Linked DNA regions of Homo sapiens: region 2 is linked to region 1. A link is a contact called in ENCODE Hi-C data. All regions are on one chromosome and are shown on one strand. Each heading gives the region's core, a stretch centred on a gene start or an enhancer-like site at or near the end of the contact. The rest is flanking DNA. Distances are from core to core; before and after follow the strand shown. Region 1 overlaps RORA (RAR related orphan receptor A). Region 2 overlaps RORA (RAR related orphan receptor A).

What was found. Hi-C counts contacts between places; a loop is a spot of excess contacts on that map. Pooled maps may share reads with other maps.
Region 2: a map of Caco-2 shows a loop between it and region 1 (3-fold over the local background). The contact joins two enhancer-like sites. A Hi-C loop is called at or near these places in 4 of 168 maps with a recorded cell type or tissue (Caco-2, Right ventricle myocardium superior, chondrocyte and 1 more) and 4 of 50 pooled maps.

Annotation. Positions count from the first base shown.
Region 1 is chr15:60,518,304-60,523,791 of GRCh38, forward strand. The region is part of intron 3 of RORA (RAR related orphan receptor A); the gene reads right to left. All of the region lies in intron 3 of RORA-AS1 (RORA antisense RNA 1), which reads left to right. Among named protein-coding and RNA genes, the nearest start is that of RORA-AS1, 42 kb to the left of the region's middle. Within about 2 kb of position 2,613, at least 5 of the 41 ENCODE cell types and tissues checked have a DNase peak (open chromatin) inside an H3K27ac peak, as active enhancers do.
Region 2 is chr15:61,049,318-61,054,805 of GRCh38, forward strand. All of the region lies in intron 1 of RORA (RAR related orphan receptor A), which reads right to left. All of the region lies in intron 1 of LOC107984805 (a long non-coding RNA gene), which reads right to left. Among named protein-coding and RNA genes, the nearest start is that of RORA, 180 kb to the right of the region's middle. RefSeq lists a silencer at 647-806. Within about 2 kb of position 2,299, at least 2 of the 41 ENCODE cell types and tissues checked have a DNase peak (open chromatin) inside an H3K27ac peak, as active enhancers do.

The sequences.
Region 1 (5,488 bases), core at 1,363-3,862:
GTCCAAGACTGTTAACATAGAAGCATATATTAATCATCAGTTAGCTCTGCTTTAAGGGCATGAGGATGATGATGACAGATTATCAGTCTTACTGAGTACTTGTAGTAACCATATCTTTTTATTCTGTATTTTGGATGCAGACATCTTCGGGCTTTGCAGACACTGGAGGGACTGCCCTTGCAGGGCTGGATAACTCCTACATACAGCAAACAACCTGCTGTCAGCCACCTCTCACACAAAACCAAGTGGGCTAGAGCCCACACCCAGCACACCTTCTTCATCAGGCCCTTACGCTTCTCGCCATGATTCCCCTGCCCTGGTCACCCTAGGGCTAGGTACAAGACAATTAGGGACAGCCCCTACCTCCTAGCGCCGTCTGTAATGATTCAGACTAGCTACTTATCCTAATCCTGCTCATCCTGCTGCACCTTCCTTCCTGTGGAAAACACCATGGAGGCTCTTGGCAGTGTTTCCCCACATCCCTCTCCCCTTCACTGACCCTGGCGCTTCCCCATGTGTCCCCTGTATGGTGTGGCATGGGCCCTGTCTCTAGGGATTTGTGAGTCCAGCACTCCCTCCTTAATCGTCGTTTTGCTTTCCTCGTTTCAGTTACTTGCGTCAACTGCAGTAAAAGAATATTAAGATATTTTGAGAGAGAGAAGGGAAGCAAAGAGAGACCACATTCACATAACTTTTATTACAGTATATTTTAATAATTGTTCTGTATTATTATTATTGTTGTTAATCTCTCATTGTGCCTAATTTATAAGTTCAACTTTATCACAGGTCTGGATGTATGGGAGAAAACAGTATCTAAAAGGTTCGCAGTTTCAGGCATCCCCATGAGGCTAAGGGGGGACTACTGTGTAACAAACTTCTTCCTTCATGACAGTCATTTCCAGATCTGTGTGTCTTATGGTACCTGATTAAAACAAATCCCAAATACCATTAAAACAGCACTGACTTCATACTAGGCACTCTATGCTTTATGTGGATTGTGTCATTCACTTGTGACAAGGGCAATATTGGGCAAATCCTATCATTCCCCTGGTTTTAAGGCTGAAAAAACAGAGGCTTAGAGAGGTGTAGTGACTTGCTCAGAGTCCTCGCTGTAGCATGGGGTAAAGCCAGGATATGACTTCACATAGTTTAACTCCAGAACTTACACTGTCATCTTGTTTTGTTTTTCTGCTTCTCTTGTGTGTCAAAAGAATTCCTCCTTAGTTGTTCTCATATGGGGCAACCATTAAATTAGGCAGTGTAAAAAACAAGTTATGCAGAATAAAGTAGCAAGAGCAATCTACTCTGAAATTAGTGTTTTCCCTCACTTTAGCACCTTTAGCTGACCCAGCTTCCTACCGCCCAGACATTTTACAAAAATCTCTCTCTGGAGTTGCCTCCTGATCTGGATTAGGAGTCACATAAGAAAATCAGTCTCATGAGTCCATCATTTTTCCTCATTTCTGACCAGAAGTATTCTGCCCCATTTGCTTCACCTTATTTCTAAATCACTCTAGCTCATTTAAACAAACAAACAAACAAACAAACAAACAATGAAACTTACTGCAAGGGCACAGAATAACTATCATTAAAGATGTCTGTGTAATTATGCCATAAGTTGCAAGGCAAACTCATGAAGCATTCCGTATGTTCTTTGAGCAGTGGCACTGTGGCTCGAACCAATGTCCAGCTTCCACACTATCTGCTTGGAAGAGGATTACCCTTATTTGGAAGTCTCAGTTTTGAGGATTTGGGGAAAGCAGGCACGCAAGCAGACACACCTTATTCTCTACAGCATCATTTATACCTCAACTAAGTCAGCTGAACAAATGCCTGCTGAAAAGTTCTGGGAGTGGCATAGCTAAGAACCAGAAAGGCGATCTTTCTTTTGGATTAAGTCAACAGAGTCATACCCACAAGGAGAACTATCAAATATCAGATGCGAGAGGTGAAGTGGGGTTATAAGGTGAGAGCTGAGAAGGGAGAAACAGGGTGAGTAAACCTCCATGACTCAGACGAATACTGAACTTTGCATTTCAGGAAGAATGAGGGTTTGGGTTGCTTCTTTTTCTTTTTAAAAACCTCTTCTTTTCAGTATTCCTTGGGGGGCGGGGTTCTCAGAGGATTAAGGGTTTGGAAAATTAAACAGATAAGATACTAAGAGTTAAATAACACATAAGAGGAAGAAGGATTAGAAAGAGGAAGAAGAAAAGTAGAAAGTGTGGTAGGTACCTTCCTACCTCAAGGTAGAAGTAGTGTGTTTCTAAGTACAGAGATAGATTTTGTCTGATTGGGGAGAAATCCTGCAAAAGGATTAGGAAGTGAGTGAGCTGAGAGATGAATTCCAGGGATTGGAGGTCATACAGAGAGCAGGGGAAGCACAAAACTAGGGCATGGAGTTTTGGGTGGAACTGAGGAGGCGTAAAAAAAAAGTGCTGAAGTTGTGAGCTGGGAAAGGTATCAAGTACATAATTTGGCAATTTTGTTATTTCTAAAAGATAAGCTAACAAATTACTTGGCTGTCATAAAAGTTCACTTTTTATGGATGTTAAAATACATGGAGATGTTCATTTACAAACATGGTGAGCTTGAGCCAGAGAGCCACCATGATACATTTCAGGTAGTATACGTTTAGTGTGACTGTGGCGCACTACCACCACCTAGTGGCAGCAGATTACCATGCAGCTATTGCAAATAGAAAATTAGAATAAAACAAACAGGCCTTTGGTGCTGAAAGACTTTGAGAGATTATCAGGTACAGCAGTTGACATATAGGTGATGCATCAGAAACACCCACAGAGCTTTTAAAAGATACACCTTAGATATATCAAACCAGAACTATATATCAAACCAGAAACTTTTGGCGATGTCGTCCAGGCATACATAGTAGTTTGAACAATGAGAAATTCCCATTTTTATAAGTCAAAAAAGAAAAAAATTGTCATTTTTTTTTTTTTGAGACGGAGTCTTGGTCCGTCACCAGGCTGGAGTGCAGTGGCATTACCTCGGGTCACTGCAACCTCTGCCTCCTGGGTTCAAGTGATTCTCCTGCCTCAGCCTCCCGAGTAGCTGGGACTACAGGCGTGCACCACCACACCGAGCTAATTTTTGTATTTTTAGTAGAGACAGGGTTTCACCATGTTGGCTAGCATGGTCTAGATCTCTTGACCCCGTGATTCGCCTGCCTCGGCCTCCCAAAGTGCTCGGATTTACAGGCGTGAGCCACCGTACCTGGCCACAATTGTCATTTTTATAGTAAATATTTTTTAAAAGCTCCCCGAAGACTTTGACTTCCTTTTGTTAAGAACCAGAGATTGATTCGAGTTTTCTGATTTGCCAAAAACAAAAATGAAGTTTAGAATGTTAAATGACTTGTCCAAGGTCCCATGGCTGGGACTCAATCTCTTGTCCTGATTTTAAGTCCAGTGCCCTCTTACTTATATGTATCTTCTTCATTGTGGGACAAACAAAACAATGTCACACATTCTCGATTTCCTGACACAGAGTCCCTACATATCCACCTTTTGTTTCAATTCCTACTGTCTCAAAGACATCTCTCCAGTGTTCCTCCCTTATTTCACCTAGCTTTTCAAAACGCCTTGTGCTTTTATTTCTGATACGTGTCTTACCTTCTCTGGAAATTCTATTCCCTAATACTTTTTCTTTAAAAAAAATGACTGTATACTATGAATTTTTCACTGATCCCATTAGATGGGCGCTTGGCAAACTGGGACAGAGGCCATGGTGTTTAGGAGAAGGCTCATACCAGGTTGCAAGAGCTGAGTGCTAAAATGTCAGGAATTTTGTTATTAAGGCTAGTTATTAAATCTGTTATTACACATTAACTGATGCATTCCTGACATAAAAAATTAACTACTTTTTAATGATTATTTTACTGTTATCAATGTTCTTCAGGTTGTCTACATCAATTATCCTTATATCTGAAGGTGGAAATACTATACCATGCTGTGCATCCCTTCCCTACTCTGTATTCTGTGAAAGAGCGGGTCGGGTGGCTTGAAAATGGCCATTGGTGGGATTATTTACACCACAGAAATTGGCAAATGTTACAGATCAGGGTTTGATTTATTATTTTGCTTTATTGTCTAGATTTAAAAAGTGATGGCCCAATGCAGTGGCTCATGCCTGTAATCCCAATACTTTGAGAGGCTGAGGCAGGAAGGTGATGGCCCAATGCAGTGGCTCATGCCTGTAATCCCAATACTTTGAGAGGCTGAGGCAGGAGGATCACTTGAGGCCAGGTGTTCGAGACCAGCCTGGGCAACATAGACCCTGTCTCTACAGGAAATAAAACAATTAGCCAGGTGTAGTGGCATGTGCTTGTAGTCCCAGCTACTTGGGAAGGTGAGGTGGGAAGATTGTTGGAGCCAGGAGTTTGAGGGTGCAGTGAGCTATGATTGTACCACTGCATTCCAGCCTGGACAACAGAGTGAGACCCTGTGTCTTAAAAAAAAAAAAAAAAAAAGACCAGGTGTGGTGGCTCACACCTGTAATCCCAGCGCTTTGGGAGGCCGAGGTGGGCAGATCACGAGGTCAGGAGTTCGAGACCAGCCTGACCAACATGGTGAAACCCTGTCTCTACTAAAAACACAAAAATTAGCCAAGCTTGGTGACAGGTGCCTGTAATCCTAGCTACCCAGGAGGCGGAGGTTGCAGTGAGCCGAGATCACACCACTGCACTCCAGCCTGGGCAACAGGGCGAGACTCTGCCTCAAAAAAAAAACACAAAAAAAAAAACTGATGAAAATTATAATAATGCAGATTAAACTTAACAGTACATCATATCCAGTGCTCCCATTGTGAATAACATAAAAAGTGGAAGAAATGTTCTTCTGGTATTTGAAAACTATTAACTGAGTCAGCAAGGAAGTGGTTCATGTCATTGTTGGCGAATGAATGAAGTTCCAAAATGTCTTCGTTGTTTCACTCCCTTCTTAGTCATTAATGTAAACAAAATATCAACCAACATTCATGTTGGAACTAGTCTTTCCTCAGTTGTAACCATGCAGATAGATGTAGGAGTTCAGCAAAAATCATGAGAGCATTCAGTGAGAATCATTTGTCTATATGAAATTTAAAATAAAGAATATTGTATATTTTATTATTGTTTGAAAATTATGTGAAATTATATCAATGAGATAGATACCAAAGTTATCTACATACAGATAGACACTTTTTGCTTTCCAGAGAGCCAGTTGTTCACAGCTTACCAGCATGTGGCTGGCCTGAGCCTCATCCTTGCTGTGTCACCAGCTCTCCATCACGTTGTTTCAATGCTTCCCCCTGACTTTGGATAGGCATTCACCCAAAGTTGTGGTTTGGCCTTCTAGAGCCCCCATTGACTTTCTGGAACAGAATATATATATTTAGAGATACGGTCTCTGTCACTCAGGCTGGAGTGCAATGGAGTGACCACGGCTCACTGCAGCCTCAACTTCCTGGACTCAAGTGATCCTCCCACTTCAGC
Region 2 (5,488 bases), core at 1,049-3,548, 530 kb after region 1:
TAACATCCTCCCATTTGGATTTAATGCATGAGGCTCGTTTCTGATGAGGTGCCAAATTCTTTCGGTGGACAAACACAAAGTTGCAGAATTCAGTGATCATACAAGTCCATGTCCTCAAACGAAAATAATAATACTATAAATGCAAAGATGCTACCATAAAAAATACAGTAGGTGGACTTTTGTGAGTCAACATAAAAAAATCCAGCATTTCTAACTGGTAGCATGAGGAGTACCAGTCTGCAGGATGTTAACGCACTGATAGGCTATGGACAATATATTCCACACTTACGGAAGTGGGGAAACTATAGGTCAGACAAAGCTACAGGTACTTCTTTCTTTCTTTTTTCTTTTTTTCTTTCTGAGATGGAGTCTCCCTCTGTCGCCTAGGCTGGAGTGCAATGGCATGATCTCAGCTCACTGCAACCTCCGCCTCCCGGGTTCAAGTGATTCTCCTGCCTCAGCCTCCTGAGTCGCTGGGATTATAGGCGCACACCACCACACCCGGCTAATTTTTCATATTTTTAGTAGAAACGAGGTTTCACTGTGTTAGCCAGAATGGTCTCGAACTCCTGACCTAGTGATCTGCCTGCCTCAGCCTCCCAAAGTGCTGGGATTACAGGTGTGAGCCACGGCACTCGGCCCAAGTACTTCTTAACTGCAGGACTTCTCAGAGGCTTTTAATATGGTAATGAGTGCTGTGCAGTGAGATGACTCAAATCAATATATAGCCAACACGTTTGATATGACCACAGAACCCATTTCCCTGAACACTTTTTATCACCTCCTAGAGCAGGGGTCAGAAAACTACTGCCCATGTGGTCTGATCTGGCCACTGCTTGTTTTCGTAAATTTTCACTGCCCACAGCCAACCTCATTTGTGTACATGCCGTCCATGGCTGCTTTCACACTGCAGCCGCAGCGATGAGTCATGAGACACGCACCCGTGGCTCACAAAGTCTAAAATATTTACTCTTTGGCCCTTTACGGAAAACGTGTACAAACTTTGTCCTCTGAAATATAGTTTGGGAACCTACTTCACTCATGATATCAATAATTCTAAAAAATTTCAAACAATTTTTAAAGTCAACATTGAGAAGTTTTCCATGGTTAGAATTTAATAATTACAGTCAATAACTCTCTTAAAGCATCGTGACAATAAAGTAGAAGGACACTGTGTAATTCTATATGGTCTCTGTCTTCAGGGAGCTCCCAAGCTAGTTTGTGAAAAAGAGAACTCAAGGCACAAACAACTGGGGGGCAAGAGATGTTCTAAACACTAAGAGGAGGCAATATGGCATAGTAGAAAGAATGCAAGCATGTGTAAGAGTAAAACATACACAGGGCGCAGAGTCACAAGAGTCAGGGGTTGGTCTTGGCTGTGATACCTTCTCCTGCGATAAGAGTAAGACCTGCTTTATTGAGCACTTACTATGTGCCAGGCACCATCCCAGTTGCTTTCCATGAAGGATTGCTCTTTAATTCTTATCATAATGAATAGGTACTATTATTATCCCAGTTTATGGGTGAGGAAACCAAGTCTTAGGTTGACTAACTTATTAAAATAAAGCACATACCTAGTAGGTGGTGAACAAGAGCCAAAACAAGTCTGTTGGTCAGCTAACCACCACGTTATAGTGGCTGCTGCTTAGGGGCAGCATATATCCTCTGCATTTCCCCAGAGGTGACAGAAGTAGTGGAGAGGGTAGTGCTCTCTAGGCTCTGACACACAGCCCATGTTTGCTGACTCAACAACCACACAACGTAATGCTATGGCACCTCAGGTGGCAGGGAGGGTATCGTGGGCTGGACTGATCTTCAGAAGGCTGCATCTGAGCAGGGTGTGGAAGGATGGCAGAAGGAAGAGGGGAGTGAGGCACTCAGGGTAGACAGAAGGTGATACTGCCACATCCTCCACTCAGAAGGAATCTGGAAGGTTTTGACAAATATGTACATTTTGGAGTGGGAACAGCAGAAAGTAGGGGCTGGCTACCTACTTTCCACTACCCCTATCCCCACTCCCCCTAGGGGGTGAGGCAGAGATAAGCACGCTTTGTGGGGCACACTGATCCACAAACTTGCAAGCCTGAGCTCCACTCAGCAGCAGCCTGGGCAGGATGAATGGTGGTGTGCAGGTGTTTGCGGCATGCATAGCTTCTCTTTCTCCTAGAGTCAATCCAGTGATCCCCTGCGAAAAGAATCCTCCACTTGACCTGAATGCTCTGTATTGGCACCTTCTGGACAGGAATCCTATCGGGTATTTCATCAAAGCATCCCACAGCAGTTTTAAGTGTGGCTCCATGAGAGTAAGACACCAGGACAGCTGTGCCACCTAGTGATGCTTGCCTGTACTGTCTGCATCCCAGAGAGTGGGAGAGGCTTCGGAAAGGACTGGTATTTGCTATTTTTGGCCAACACTTCTACATGCAAAGGAATCTGAAGTCTCCGCCTGGGCTTCAAAACATTTCTTGTGGCCTCACTGACCATTCCCGTGAGCCTCAGGGGACATGAGTGTCTTCAAGCTAAGAGGGAGCAGTCCAACTCTGCAGCACGAATTACCAAGGAACATACAACAGACACTTCCCCTCCTCCATTTCTGCCTTTCAGCAGAAAGGGAGGGTGCACCTCCTCTTACATCCTATTGTGGCTGCAATAACCTGCTTGCTTTCTTGTGCAGCCTGGAAGTCTTATGCACACAGCACCTGCTGCTTTCTAAACTAAATAGAAATGCTATCGTCTGCAGTCAGAAACAGAAAAGACAGAGGATGCCTGGTGAGGATCTGTCCTACATCCCAGAGTGCAAGAGTTAAAGGTGCTAACCATTAGTGTTATGTGGGTGCAGCTTATGCACACAGAGAATGATCAGTGTTTTCATTTAATAGGAACTCTCCTCCACTCCCAAACACAGCAGTGGAGGGAAAGGCCTTTTAAGCCTTATTAAGGTTGAGGAAAAACTCTGGTGAAATTATACTACATATTTTTGTTTCTTTCTCTATTTCAGATTCCTTGCAAGAGGTCCACTGGAAAGCTAGAATTCTAGAAGTCAGGATGGGAAAGCCTCATACGTAATGCTTTTGCTCCTTTGAATTACAGTTAACTCCAGTGGTGCCACTGACACTGCTTTCGCGTAGTGGTTCTAGTATCGTACGATGCTGATACAAGTAAGCTATGGCTATGTGTTTTCCGTAAGAAAGGAAAACATCACTCCAGGAGAGAAATGGAGGATGAATGATATTTATCAGATTGTAGCTTCTGAAAATGGATTTGCTTTACCAGATCAAAGACAGCCTGTTTCTACACATCACCAATTCTGTGGGAAACATTCCAGATATTCTGAGAGCGCATTTTGAGACTGAGTAGTTGGTTCCCTCACTGACTGTTTCTACTGTAAGTAATAGTATATTTCCATGCACTCTTGATTGGTATTATACAGTTCATCAATAAGACAAAAGCAGAAAAGAGGTACAAAGAGACCAACAGGGAAGAAAGACGCGAAGATGAAAACTTCAGCAGCATGCCACGTACAGTTGGCTTGGATGTACCCTGCACAAAAGTGTCCAGCCTGTACCTCGCTGACCTAGCTGTTCGCCGGTACAAGATTAAGGAAGTGACAGCTTTTCCTAATTCACTGAAAGTGCTTTGGGACTAAATTGTAGCACAGTATAAGTAAAGTATCCTAAGGGGAAAAGAAAACTCCATATTCATGATCCTTAATCTATTTTATTGATTAAAGATTTAGCCAAATACATCACTCCTGCTTTTGTCCCTGTAACAACCAATGCTGTGTTATCAGGAAGAGATAAAACCAGACCTGATCGGAGCTACTCAATCACTTGGTCCTGAATCACTCGCTTTTCACCCAAAGTCAACAGTCTTGATTCCTCATATTTTAAGGTGTTCATTGTAATGTACTGTTACTGTTTGCATACAGCTGTCAGCTGCAAAAACATTTTTTTTTTTGAACACAAAAATCAGGCTTTTGCCCCCCAACACCCACCCCCTTCCCGGGAGACTCCATGGTAGCCTACTGACTCACACTGACAAAAAGGACAAAGGCCCTGGGTTGTCTCTGCCGCCTGCCTGTCCAGATGTAATTAGGCCTCACACAGGTAACCCCTTGGGCAGCAGAGAAAGCTCAGCGAGAAGGCACGGGGTTGTGAATACAGTTTCACGATGATTTCCATGGCTGCCATGAAGGCTCTGATCAGCTACAAATGGGCAGATGCCAGGATGACCCTCCTGATTTCCTGGTCCCTCCTGGACCTGGATCTGGATCTGGATCTGGTGTCCAGGGAAGAGCAAAGACCAGGAGAAAGAGGTAGAATCCCAGCAACAAAGCCTGGGTATGCGGTCTTTGAGAATGCCTCAAGAAAACAAATTCTTGCTTCTCCCTTTTCAAGGGGCTACAGGGAGACGACACAGCTGATGGGTATTTTTGTAGCCAGATATCAAGTAGTGTTAACGTTGGGCATAGGTTCAAACAAATGTGCTCCGTTAAGAATCTACACAGCATGAAGAGTGTTTAGACTTCATGATATATATATATATAAACATTCTTCAGGGAGGGTTTCCTTCAGAAAATTCAATACTCAAGGAAAAGGAGTTAGGGACAGTTTATTTTGGTTATTTTCTTTGTTTGTTTTCTCCAAAGCTATTTCTTGAAAAAGGAATCCTTTCAAAGTAAATAAAGGAATCCTTTCAAAGTAAAATAGACTACATTACATTTTTATCCCAAAGCTGCTGGGTGGTAGGTGTGACTTGGAAAACTGTAGTTTGTTTCAAGCAAATCCACTTGGATTGAGCATGAAGGAAAATAAAATTAAAGGATGATGACGAATAAATGGAAATGTTTAAGGATCACTTTGGCCAGCATCTTCATACTTAATTGTTGCTTTTACATGTATGTAGTTTTTCCTGAACACAAGAGGAAACGTATGGTAATGTGAGGAACAGAAAGAATAAGATGGGAAACTAAACATTTGAAAAGAACTTTCATTTTCTGAAAAAAAAAAAAAATGTTCTCCCATAGATGCAACAGAATTAATCTTCATTAGTTAGCACAGCTATACTCTTCTTCTTAAATGTCTCAAATGATACTGTGACTTCCCTTAGAGAGGAGGAAATCAGAGGACAGCAGGAATAATTAAGACAGTAGGGCTAGGGGCATAGCAACAGGATTGGAACCCAAAGCCCCTGGATTTCTCATCCTCACTGAGGCACAAGAAACATCAGGCCTTTTGATTTAGGCTCCAAGCAATAATTAGCATCTAATAAGGTCCCTTCAATGAGGATTTTTACATTTATTTCCTATCACTAGTATATTATTTTAGATACTCTAATTACTTTTGAGGTGCTGGTGGTATATGAATAATATAGGTAAATGACACTACGAGACAAGGCACTGTTTGTAAATGGCCAAATTCTTTGGGCTGTACTAATCAAACAATGGTTGACTCTCCCTTTAACTTTCATCATGCATTTAAAACAGTTT